4 separate regions of the Homo sapiens genome follow, and all the other regions are linked to region 3. Evidence: chromatin contacts called from ENCODE Hi-C or POLR2A ChIA-PET data. All regions are on one chromosome and are shown on one strand. Each heading gives the region's core, a stretch centred on a gene start or an enhancer-like site at or near the end of the contact. The rest is flanking DNA. Distances are from core to core; before and after follow the strand shown.

Region 1 (3,222 bases), core at 560-3,059, 280 kb before region 3:
AAGGTATAAGGAAGGGGTCCAGTTTCAATTTTTTGCATGTGACTAGCCAGTTTTCCCAGCACTATTTACTGAATAGGAGACCATTTCCCCATTGCTTGTTTTTGTCAGGTTTGTTGAAGATCAGATGGTTGCAGATGTTTGGTGTTATTTCTGAGGTCTCTGTTCTGCTCCATTGGTCTATATGTCTGTTTTGGTACCAGTACCATGCTGTTTTGGTTACTGTAGCCTTGTAGTATAGTTTGAAGTAAGGTAGCATGATGCCTCCAGCTTTGTTTTTTTGCTTAGGATTGTCTTGGCTATGTGGGATCTTCTCTAATTCCATATGAAATTTAAAATAGTTTTTTTCTAATTCTGTGAAGAATGTCAGTGGTAGTTTGATGAGAATAGCATTGAATCTATAAATTACTTCAGGTAATATGGCCAGCCACCCCATGTAAAAGTGGGCAAAGGATATTAACAGACACTTCTCATAAGAAGACATTTACACGGCCAACAAACATATGAGAAAAAGCTCGACATCACTGATCATTTTGAAATCCAAATCAAAACCACAATGAGACACCATCTGATTGCAAGTTAGAATGGTGATTTTTAAGAAGTCAGGAAACAATAGATGTTGGCAAGGCTGTGGAGAAATAGGAACACTTTACACTGTTTGTGGGAATGTAAATTAATTCAACCATTGTGGAAGACAGTATGGCGATTTCTCAAGGATCTAGAACCAGAAATACCATTTGACCCAGCAATCCCATTACTGGGTTTATACCCAAAAGAATATAAATCATTCTACTGTAAAGACACATGCACACATATGTTTATTGCAGCACTATTTAAAATAGCAAAGACATGGAACCCACCAAAATGCCCATCAATGACAGACTGGATAAAGAAAATGTGGTTCATGTACACCATGGAATACTATGCAGCCATAAAAAGGAATGAGATCATGTTCTTTGCAGGACATGGATGAAGCTGGAAGCCGTCAACCTCAGCAAACCAACACAGGAACAGAAAACCAAATACTGCATGTTCTCACTCATAAGTGGGAGCTGAATGATGAGAACACATGGACACAGAGAAAGGAACAACACACACCAGGGTCTGTTGAGGGATGAAGGATGAGGGGCGGGAACTTAGAGGACGGGTCAATAGGTGCAGCAAACCACTATGGCACATGTATACCTGTGTAACAAACTTGCAAGTTCTGCACATGTATCCCTTTTTTTTTTAAGAAATAAACAACAACAAAAAAAACTAGTTCAGAAAAAAAAAAGTTCATCCTCTGTCATTATTTCTAAATTGCTCCTGTGAGGATTGGAGTTGACCCTGGAAGGGCAGAGACAGGGAAAGTAGAGGTCATAAGACATAAACAGCTTCACATGTGGCCTGTCCCGGAAGCATCTCTGTGTGTATGTTCCTGGGCTAGATTTTTGCTTGGAGCTTATTTGGCTATTTCGGGGTAAGATGAAATGTTTATTTATTTAATCATTCCTTAAATATCCAAACTTCTTTCCCAATATTAGTATCTTCTAAGAAAGGAGAATATTAAAAATTTTTATACAGATGGATTTATTTTTCTAAGACCTCTCATCAGAATTACTGAGTTAGACTCTCTGGGTCTAGATTTTTTGATGTTTTATTTTGTTTTTGGTCTATCATATTCAAAACTTCCACGAACAGGGTCATTATTCTTTCTTTCAGTTAAGATATTTTCTGTAGAAGGCTTCAGTCTAAATGTAAACATGTTACCTGGAAGTGGTGGCAGAGTGAGTCACCGCCTCTGTCAATATTCTGGTGTAGGCAGGTATCAGATCATGTCTTGTGAGAAAGAAACCCATAATAGGCGTAGAATGATGTAAAGATACGTTTAGGAGAACTCCACCCATTTTACCCTACACTTGGTGAAGAGACAGAATCTAGGTGGGTCCTTCAGTGGGACTTCATTACTTCAGTACTCTGGGTACTGAGAAAATGGGGATTGGATTTTGGAAATAAATAAATACTAAATAAGTTGAGTAGGAGGGGATGCTGATGGTGAATTTCTTTTATTAAAATAGGTTGATGGCAAGGTCATTACAATGTTTTAAAGGGATTTAATACTAAAAATTAAAGTTTTATCTTTAACTTATTAGATGCACTTTTTAAAAGAAATGAAAATCATAGCCTTTAATATGCTTTTGCCACTGAAAGGATAATAGCAAACTTCGCATGCTTTCTCATCAGCTTGATCTTCCTTTTTGCAAATAAGCATATATTCACTGTTGGCTATAACATACTTTTTAGTTAAAACAGTTAATGCTGAGGCTTTTGTTATTTTCTTTCTTGTATTTAGAATCTTTAAACTGACGGTTCTTTCCTTTCTGCTTTATGTTCATATCTCTGTAATAGCACTTACCACATCTTTTTGCAATTTATCTGCTGTGCATTTGCTTCAAAATATGGTGAGGAATTTCTCAGGAACAGAAACTGGGTACCATTTATTTTTGTATACCCACTGAATGGAGTGAAGAAAGCATTCAACAAATGGATCACTTGACCAAATGAATGCATTTATTTTCCAGTATAAGCCACGCCTTGCTTTGATAGGGTCTTGTTGGCCACAAACTTATTAGAAACACAGATCAAAATATTTCCTGTCTGTATATGAAGGTAATGCCATTGATCTGCTGTTAGTATGGAATGACAACACAGAGTGGGGTGACTTACCAGAAACAGTCATGGATTAGTAGAGATTAAGCTACACATCTAATCCAGGTTTCTTATAGTCACATGCATTTCTGACCATATATTTTACTATTTTAGGACTGGATCTTTAATTTTTCATTTCCTTATTTATTTTGAATATAAAGACAAAACACGTTTAATGTAGAAAGATAGAAAATAAAGACATCTATCAGTCAGAGTTCTTTGGCTATAAGTAACAGAAACCAATTAAGAGCTAATTTAGTCAAAAAAGAAAATTCATGTATTTACTTTTTAGATAAATGGTCTTGCTCTGTCACCCAGTGCAGTGGCACAGTCACAGCTCCCTATAACCTTTAACTCCTGGTCACAAGCTATCCTCCCATCTCTGCCTCATGAATAGCTAGGACTGACTACAGGTGTGTACCACCACACCCGGCTAATTTAAAAAAAAAAAATCTTTTTCGTAGAGATGGAGTCTCGCTATGTTGACCAGGCTGTTCTCAAACTCCTGGCCTCAAGCAATTCTCCCACCTCAGC
Region 2 (3,207 bases), core at 677-3,176, 300 kb before region 3:
GTGTGTGGTGCAAACATTTTTTATTTGGCAATGTTCTCTTTTCAATTTTATTTCCATAAAGAAGTTTGTTTCTGCTGGGCACGGTGACTCACGCCTGTAATCCCAGCACTTTGGGAGGCTGAGGGGGGCAGATCACGAGGTCAGGAGTTCGAGACCAGCTTGGCCAACATGGTGAAACCCTGTCCCTATTAAAAATACAAAAATTAGCCAGATGTGGTGGTTCACGCCTGTAGTCCCAGCTACTCGGGAGGCCGAGGCAGGAGAATTGCTTGAACCTGAGAGGCAGATGTTGCAGTGAGACAAGATCGCGCCACTGCACTCCAGCCTGGGCGACAGAGCAAGCCTCCATCTCAAAATAAATAAATAAATAAATAAATAAATAAAGTTTATTTCTAGATCTCTTTGCCCAATTAATCCTCTGAATCTCATCCCTGTGGTACCTTCCTGTGTTATGGTGTTTGTCACACTAAAATTTAATAATATGCTTTCTGATTTTTGCTTAATTAATAAGACCTTTGGCTTTTGGTTGACTATGTTTAAATATGAGTACACTATAAAAATATTTAATATATCAGAGCCACTATATGTAGCCTGTTTTGTCTATGTCAATAAACTTCTATTATTTTCTCAGATAGTTTGCTTTATAAACATAGGCTGACAGTTGGTACTTTGCTCCTTTTTTTAATATTCAGATGAAGGTACTGAAGCAGAGATTCCAAAGCCTGTTTTCTGATCGCAACAGAATCTAAAGACCTTAGAGGAGGCAAGAGTAACTCATTTGATCAGAGAGGAAGAGGAGAGAGGAGACAGAGAGAGAGAGAGAGAGAGAGAATGAGAGACAGACAGACTGAGTAGAATGAGAATATTAGGTGCCTGACTAGGAAACTGCAGAACAAGGTGATTACTCCTTCATCCTCCCCCTCCCCTCATGGAGTTGCCAAAGAGACTTGAAGTTATATTGTCCTGGTGATGGAACACTGTGGTTATGGTTACTGTGTAACTTTTGAAAATAATTTTTGGAATCATTGGTTTGCCAAGTAAAGTCCATTCATGTGCTATTATGTCATTATACCAGGAGAAGAATGGCATATTAGAAATAAAAACTGGAAAGAAAACTTGAAGTTAATGTCTAGTTTCTGCCCACGTGATGTGACTGGACCTTCTGTATAATGATGGCCATGCTTACAGCAGTCTGAGCAGACCAAGGTCAGAATAGCAACCTGCTCCCTGCTATCACTTCTATTACAGTCACCTCATTTCAGCCCTTGGACACAAAGCAAACTTTATTTGGAATTTTCCTGGCTGGTGAGACATCCACTCAAGGATTTTTTTTAGGTCATCTATTTCTTGTTTCTCCAATATGGATTCAGGAAAAAAATGGATCTAATTATGAACCTTTTGATCAATCAATTAGATGTTTCCTTGGTCTTTGAGCAGAAACTTAACATGGAATTCCTGAAGGTCAAATACATAACTCTGAATAAAATATTGAAGCGGGTTTCAAGTTTCATAACTACTGAATTTTGAGATAAGTGTTTCCATATGTTTCTACTGATGAATCAACCTATAGTCACTTCATAGTTTCACTCAAAAACATTTTTTTCCTTTCCCAGTTTTGTTTTTCTATTACATTTGTGTTTCTCTTCATCCCACATGAAATCTTCTATTCCCAAGAGAGCTCCTGAATGAGAAAGAAGAGAGGACAAAACAATGAAGTGTGAGCACGGAGTCAGTTGGGCAAAGTCCCAAGATATCTTCACAAGAAGGAATAACAAGGGTGGAGTGCACAGTAGGAGCAAAAAGTTGCTGAGTCACATAGAGACTAATGTTCCCACACTAGGATAGGAAGATCTTGGTACACAGACAACAGTTTGTCTGCAAGTCTTTTCCAGGGTTACTGGGCTGCCTAAACCAAACCACCCCTTCAGGCTTACAATAGTATGATGTTCAGCGACTCATCTCTTAAGACTCTTCCTTTTGACTCTTGTCATGCCTTCCCCATAAAGATCATTTCATGAATGGTTTGTCTGTGGTTCAGAGAGAGACATGTAAAAAGCTTAAATAGTATAAGGTAGGGTCTAGGATTAGTGAATTAATTCAACACATATTTATTGAACATATATTATGCATCAGTCATGTTTTTCTCTAGGAATTAGAAATAGAGTTATGGGTCACTGCTCCATTGAGCTTCCGTTCTAGCGATAACTGGGGAGTGGTGAAGAAGTCAGACATTCAGCAGATAAGTCAATGAACAAACATGATTATTTCTGAAGGTAACGTTTACCAAGGAAATAGGCCTGGGGGTTACCACTGAAAGTGATGAAGGGAAGGTGGAAGTGAAGTGTTCCAGGCAGAGGGAGCATCATATGCAAAAATAGCATGTGCAGATGAGAGTGGCTTCCATCCTTTTTTTGTCAGCTTCAAAGGCTTCTAGGAGCCATGGCAGAAGCTGTGATATGCCCAGAGGGCCCTGCAGTCTGTTGATGTTTCAAATCTAGGGAAACACAAGGGCCCTAGGCAGCATAGCCCTGACCTAAGAAAAAGAGGGTGATTAAACACCTCATGTCTTCTTTTGTCATTTTTGCTATTTTACCTCCCCTCTCAGTCTCTACCCACTTCTAGAACAATCTCATCTTTAGGGGTAGCTGCAAACAAGTCCCCATGGAAATGCTGAATAAAAGTATTTGAGGAACTTCTGTAAATAACTTTGAGAAATGATACCATAATTTCACTGGGCTTTGAAAAAAGTGCTACACTGTGGAATAATGAGTTTTATTGTAGTACATTAAGTCACTGATTCTCAACTGGGAGTGATTTTGCTCCTCTGTCTCCTTCCCCCAAGAAGACATTGGTAATGTCTGAAGACACCTATGATTGTCACAACTTGGGATATGAGACATCTAGTGAGTAGAGACCAGAGAGACACCATTAACCATGTGATAGCACACAGAACAGTCTCCCTACAACAAATAATTATCTAGGCCTGCATAAAATGTTGAATCAAAGCTCTTGTAGTTCTTCTTACCAGCATAGATTTAATCTTTCACATCAGTGTCCGGTGTTGTCAGAGTACAGAATGGGTTCCGTTTCTGGAGATTGTTAGTCTTCTGGATCCATTATTGGGGCTCAAATCCTGGCTCCTGACTTATCAGAGGTGTGACTAAATGTCTGTGTGTGAGGCCTTGAGCAAGTTGGTTAGCATTCTGT
Region 3 (3,138 bases), core at 511-3,010:
TTTTGCTTTCATAGAAGAGTCTATAAACAACAAGATCACAAAATAGGCACGATATCTTTGGAGGCCTTCACACAAAGACTTACATAAGTAAAATATGACATAAATAATACTCAAGTATCAAGGCCTGAGCTTTTGGAGAGTAAAAAAATAATACCAGAAAAGTTCTTCAAGGGCATATAGTTGGTGGTTAGATACTAAATAAAACACTTGCAGATTTAACCCCAATAATTGATTATTCTTTAAGGGTTAAGGTCAGTGTTTTGCACACCAAATGACACTGTGGATTCATAAACTATCTGATATGTCAGCCACATTCTTGAAGACCAGAGGGTTTGTGTGTACAAGAACAGAATAGTGATCTAGTGGACAAAATTATCTTAAATACAAAACGTAATTTAGCCGGTTGTTTAAGATCAGTCAAAAACTCATTAAAAAAAAAAAAAACCCAAAACTTATGTGTTGTTTTTTTACTGTGAAGACTGCAACAACCAGAGCCAACACTCAGTTTAATGTTGTACATTTCCCTACCTCAGCCCAGAGTTTTAATAAATGGTTAAAATAAGCATTGAGGTATTACAAAAGTAATATATTGTATTTAATAAAATCAAACAAAATAGAAGAAAAAACTAAAAATCTCTCCTCATCTCCTTTTCAAGTCTCAGATTTTAAAATCTTACTTCTTGATATATATGCTTCCAGAGTTTTGATAAGTATATGTAAATAAACACCTGCAAGCAATCACTAACCCATATTTTTATTTACATATTATAAATACATATTGATCTCTTGTAGACTTCAAGTATCATAAAAATAAAAAAGGTCAGTATTTGTTTACTTTTATTCCTAGTAGCAAACACAGTGCCTGACATTGTTGATGCTTAATTGATTATCTGATGAACAAATTACTCTTAAGTTAATACATCTTAGACAGTTTCCCAAGTGAGCTTTATTATTTTTAATCTTACTAGAGTTTTCCATAATATAAACATGCCATAATATTTTAAAATATCTTGTTCACCAGGATAAATATTTGTGTAGGATTAATCCCTGGAAACAGGATATTTAGCTCAAAGTCATGAATGTTTTAAATGCTGATAGACACTAGTGAAATGGTTATTCACCTATTTGGAGAATCACAGAACCATTGGACAAAGATGAAAATTAATGTCCCCTCTCCTAGTAAATTACACCAGTGTCCTACATGATTTCAGAGTGTAATAATATAGGCATGATTCCTAGGTAAAGAATCCCTGCTTTAGAGTGTCAACCTCAGTAATCTGAGGTTCACTTCACTATAAATGGTCTCAGCTTCTAATTGCAACACGGTTTGCCAGCTTTCCTTCAGAAAACAGATGTTCTCTGAGAGGAAAATTATGAGATATTGAGATATTACATCTAATTTGCCTCATGAAAATGTTAAGCTCAGTTTACCCATTTTCAAAGGCAAATGCTTCTGTGTCAGTATAGCCGTAAAAACTCTCACTCTGCCACATCGAAATCCCACATTAAGCAATGATTTTCTTATTTTCTGCTTTAGAGTTTCTCTAACTGCTCTAGTCACAGTGATGTTACCAAAATTTTTAAGAAAAAGGAGAATGCGACGTGTTTGTTTCAATTTTTATTGCAGCAGGTTGAATTAAGTAAGAACTTCCGTTTTGCCCAGCCCAAATGTGAGAGCTGCACTGAGTCATGAAAGAGAGCTCTAAGTGAAGACAGTGACTAATAGTTAGGAGAATGCTTGGTCAGCAGAAAGGCAGACCTTGATCTTCCAGTGACCAATGGCAAACTCATATCAGCACATCAGCAGGGCAATGGGTCAAAGCCATTACTGTTTTATCATTCTTGAGTCAAAACAAGAAACTGTGACGTGCCTGGTCATCAGAGCTAGTCACTTTCTTCCACATACACACCCAGATACTCCGTTTCTTTAAGTTTATTTTTCTTAAAGGAACAAAGAAAAATTAATTTAATTAGTCCCCCTGCCCATTTTCAGAGAAAACAAAGCCTCTTCTAAAGAGATGAAACTTTCAGCTGCTTTCAGGAGGAAGCATGCTTTTATTTAAGGGACTGTAACTGATTTATAAGAGAATAAAGCACTCTTCGTTTACTCAGCTAGAAATTATATAGGCCTTTCCTCATTTCACTTCCAAAAGAGGAACATTTGGATATTGCAGAGAACCGACTTTGACATCTTTAGAGAGTGGAATCACTTGGCTGGGCTCATTTCCTGGATCCTGTGTTTTCATAGCACAGTTTCAAAGACAGTGTAAAGCCAACACACACTTAAAATTCTTGGTTTCTATCAAAACAAATCTGCCATTTCCTGCTTTACTTTTTCAGTGAGGTTCATTACAGTGCTAAATTTGAACCTCATTAAAAAATAACATCTACACCTGTCCTTAGATTATTCCTAAAAAGTAACATTCTCCTATTTTATAGTAAATGCTACTGTATGCAAACTTGAAATCTATACTTAATATCATTGAGTAAAAATGTGACCAGACTTAGGTTTTAAACTATGAAACATATGTGTATAAGTTCTTCCCCTTTTGCCCTTTGAGAAATCAAATTGAAATTCAACTGAGGAGGAAATAGGCTAATGCAAATAAGAAATTGTCATCTGGGCTTTTGCTACTCAAAAGGTGTTTTTTGAAACAATAACATCAGCATTAAGTGGGAACTGATTATAAATGCAGTATGTAGGGCTGCACCCCAGTTCTCCCTATTCACAAAGTACATTTTAAAATATTCCCGTGTGATTTGCATATACATTATTCCCCCTGTCCTTAGAAGGTATGTTTCAAGACCTCCAGCGGATGCCTGAAACCTTGAATAGTACCAAATTCTATATATACTACTTTTTTCCTACCTATCTACGATAAAATTGAATTTATAAATTAGGCACAGTGAGAGATCAACAGCATTAACTAGTAATAAAATTGATCTATTGTAATAAAAGTAAAATAAGAGTTACTTGAACATAAGCACTGAGATACTTCAACAGTCAATCTGATCACCAAGACAGTGACTAGTGACTAATAGGCATGTGGTGAGTACAAGATGGATACCTGGACAAGGGATGATTCATGTCCTGAGCAAGTTGGAGTGGGGACGTTGGGAGATTTTATCAGCTCCTTA
Region 4 (2,864 bases), core at 84-2,583, 430 kb before region 3:
AATGGGCACAAACAGGCAACGAAGGAAGAGAGTATCTTAAAATTCAACATGCTGCTAAGAAGTGAAAAAAATAAAAAAGTTGAACAACTACATTTTGTGCCAAAAAGGAATAATAAAATATAAAAATCAACCAAATGCAACTATTTCGGCTTAAGTGAATTTCAATCAAAATAGTTTGTATGTATAGTCAGGGCTTCAATTTCTTAAACTAAAGAAATGTCAGTATGTAGGACTAGATATAAAATAAGCCAAATATTGGACCAGATGCAGTGGCTCACGCCTGTACTCCCAGCACTTTGGGAGGCCGAGGCAAGCAGATCACTTGGGTTCAGGAGTTCCAGATCAGCCTGGGCAACATGGCAAGACCCTGTCTCTACCAAAAAAGAAAGAAAATTAGATAAATATGACTCTTCTTTTTCCTTTACCTTACATAGAAAAAAAACTAAAAGCATTTGCAAAATATCTTAGACTCTCATCAAGCTAGATATTTCTTGCTTATATTGAGGAAAAAATCACACTCTGAGAATAGTGTTAATCAAGGGTCATAGGTAGCGCTAGACTAGAAATTTTGAACTGTAAAAAAGATATTAAAATGTGACTTTTAATTAGATCAGAAATGAACTCTAATACTCTTCACGTCTTCAGAAATGACACCTTTTATTCCTCCAGTAATTGAGGTGTCAAAGGGCAATTTGAGGCTACTCGAAAAGATTCAGAGTCTGGTTTTGTTAACTACTAAGCTAATTACTGGTACAAAATGAAAATTACTAGACACCACTGAATTCTTGACAGGTCAAAAAAATATTCTTAAGAAATCCTGGGGTTTAAACTGGTGATATTCAGGCTTTCAATATTTATTTTGTAGCTTTATTTTTTTTATTTCTTTGAGGCAGGATCTTGCTTTGTCACCTAGGCTGGAGTACAGTGATACAATCATAGCTCACTGCACCCTGCACCCATGAACTCCTGGGCTCAAGTGATCCCCCTGCCTCAGCCTTCTGAGTAGCTGGGACTATAGGTGCACACCACTACGGAGAGCTCATTTTTGTATTTTTTGCAGAGATAGAGTCTTGCTATGTTGCTCAGGCTCATTTATAGCTTTCTTTCTTCAGAAATAAAATTCACTCAAATTAGTAAGGGTTTGTTGCTGTTGTATATGTGTGTGTAGGCACATGGGGGAGTAAGTAGGCAGTTGAGAAATCTTTTGCAAAGTCGTCTGTTATATTAGTGACTATATATTGTGAGGCGGGATATGAATCACACTGGTTTTCAAAAAACTTTGAACTTACTATTTCTAGGGCACAGTACTTTCAAAGGAAAGAGCCACATGTTCAGAAACCATAATAACCTTCTCAGAGCACCTGTGCACCAGATATCAGTTGCTCCATCAACTATCCTCTGACAATAGCAGTAAAAACCATTTACCCACACTCAGTGGTCTATTCTAGTTTCTACCATCTAAATGATGGTCGGACTCCATCCGAAATATGAGTTTAGGCCATAGCCAGGTTGACTTGCAGAACACTGTTTTAAAATGGGATCAAGGGAGGGCAATAACAGATCTGCAAAGGAGAGAAAACCTAATCATTCAAAAGCAGTTCTGAGCATGAAGTAAGTAATATGTCCACTCAGAGGTATTGTTAATTTAGGATCAAAGTCTAAAACTGGAGTCCTGCGGACAAGCTGGAGAACAAATTTAGGCATAGGGCTGGTTGAGTGGAGCACCTGGAGCCAGAGAAATGCAGAGCAGCAAGGCCCAGCAGCCCTTCCTGAGGATGATACAGATAGTGAAGAGAGGGTGGAAGGAAGGAAGCAGAATGGGATGGGGGCGTGAACATGAAGTGAACAAGAGAAGTTGCTAAACATTTCCCTCAATACTTGGCCCTGTGGATCACTTGCATCTGAATCCTCTGGGAAGCATGTTTCTGGCCGGGTGCAGTGGCTCACACCTGTAATCCCAGCACTTTGGGAGGCCAAGGTGGGTGGATCACTTGAGGCCAGGAGTTCAAGACTAGCCTGGCTAACATGGCAAAATCCCATCTCTACAAAAAGTACAAAAATTAGCCAGGCATGGTGGCTCCTACCTGTAGACCCAGCTACTCAGGAGGCTGAGGTGGGAGGATCGCTTGAGCCCAGGAGGCAGAGGTTGCAGTGAGCCAAGATCACTTCACTGCACTTGAGCCTGGGTGACACAGTGAGACCCTGTCTCAAAAAAACAAAACAAAAAAAAAACTTCTGGAAAACATGTTTCAAAAACAGATTCTCAGGCCCCACCCCAGACCTCCTGAATTGAATCTTCACAAGTGAAGCCTAGGAATGCAGACTTTAAAAAAAAATGCATTCTAGGCAGCTTTTATTGCATTTTGTATTATTTACTTATTTATTGAGACAGTGTCTTGCTGTCACCCATGCCCATGCCATAGTGAGTGGTGCGATCATGGCCCACTGCACCCTTAAACTCCCAGGCACAAGCGATCCCCCAACCTCAGCCTCTCGAGTAGCTGGGACTACAGGTGCACACAACGACACCCAGTTAATTTTTTATATTTTGTAGAGACAGAATCTTGTTGCCCAGGCTGACCTCGAACTCCTGGGCTCAAGTAATCCTCCCACCTCAACCTCCCAAAGTGCTGAGATTATGGGCATAAACCACTGCACCCGGCTGGGATATAAACTTTATACACGGTCCCCAAGTATCTGAAGCACACTTATATTTGTGTGCTAAGCTCCTTACTGGTATTGTTTTGCTTAATCCTTCAACAGCTCTATAAAGCATGTGCTATTCTTATCCTCTCCCCACAGACAGGAAACTGTGATTCAGAGAAGCTGACTGACAAGGCACAAAGACAAATGTGGCAAAGTCC

What was found. Hi-C counts contacts between places; a loop is a spot of excess contacts on that map. ChIA-PET counts read pairs that join two places held with the same protein, here RNA polymerase II (POLR2A). Pooled maps may share reads with other maps.
Region 1: a loop to region 3 is called in a pooled map, with 3 times the contacts of the local background. The contact joins two enhancer-like sites. A Hi-C loop is called at or near these places in 2 of 37 single-sample maps with no recorded cell type and 6 of 50 pooled maps. POLR2A ChIA-PET finds 5 or more read pairs at or near these places in 1 of 52 experiments (activated naive CD4-positive, alpha-beta T cell).
Region 2: a map of PC-9 shows a loop between it and region 3 (13-fold over the local background). The contact joins two enhancer-like sites. A Hi-C loop is called at or near these places in 1 of 168 maps with a recorded cell type or tissue (PC-9), 1 of 37 single-sample maps with no recorded cell type and 8 of 50 pooled maps. POLR2A ChIA-PET finds 5 or more read pairs at or near these places in 2 of 52 experiments (MCF 10A and naive thymus-derived CD8-positive, alpha-beta T cell).
Region 4: a pooled map shows a loop between it and region 3 (5-fold over the local background). The contact joins two enhancer-like sites. A Hi-C loop is called at or near these places in 1 of 37 single-sample maps with no recorded cell type and 8 of 50 pooled maps. POLR2A ChIA-PET finds 5 or more read pairs at or near these places in 2 of 52 experiments (AG04450 and PC-9).

What each region holds. Positions count from the first base shown.
Region 1 is chr12:92,054,643-92,057,864 of GRCh38, reverse strand. All of the region lies in intron 1 of LINC01619 (long intergenic non-protein coding RNA 1619), which reads left to right. Among named protein-coding and RNA genes, the nearest start is that of LINC01619, 87 kb to the left of the region's middle. Within about 2 kb of position 1,809, at least 3 of the 41 ENCODE cell types and tissues checked have a DNase peak (open chromatin) inside an H3K27ac peak, as active enhancers do.
Region 2 is chr12:92,076,975-92,080,181 of GRCh38, reverse strand. All of the region lies in intron 1 of LINC01619 (long intergenic non-protein coding RNA 1619), which reads left to right. Among named protein-coding and RNA genes, the nearest start is that of LINC01619, 64 kb to the left of the region's middle. RefSeq lists enhancers at 1,655-1,949, 1,298-2,497. Within about 2 kb of position 1,926, at least 9 of the 41 ENCODE cell types and tissues checked have a DNase peak (open chromatin) inside an H3K27ac peak, as active enhancers do; they include PC-9, where a contact is called at or near this core.
Region 3 is chr12:91,777,738-91,780,875 of GRCh38, reverse strand. No RefSeq gene overlaps it. Among named protein-coding and RNA genes, the nearest start is that of LINC02404, 96 kb to the left of the region's middle. RefSeq lists an enhancer at 1,353-2,552. Within about 2 kb of position 1,760, at least 14 of the 41 ENCODE cell types and tissues checked have a DNase peak (open chromatin) inside an H3K27ac peak, as active enhancers do; they include PC-9, where a contact is called at or near this core.
Region 4 is chr12:92,208,745-92,211,608 of GRCh38, reverse strand. No RefSeq gene overlaps it. Among named protein-coding and RNA genes, the nearest start is that of BTG1-DT, 64 kb to the right of the region's middle. RefSeq lists an enhancer at 2,476-2,565. Within about 2 kb of position 1,333, at least 3 of the 41 ENCODE cell types and tissues checked have a DNase peak (open chromatin) inside an H3K27ac peak, as active enhancers do.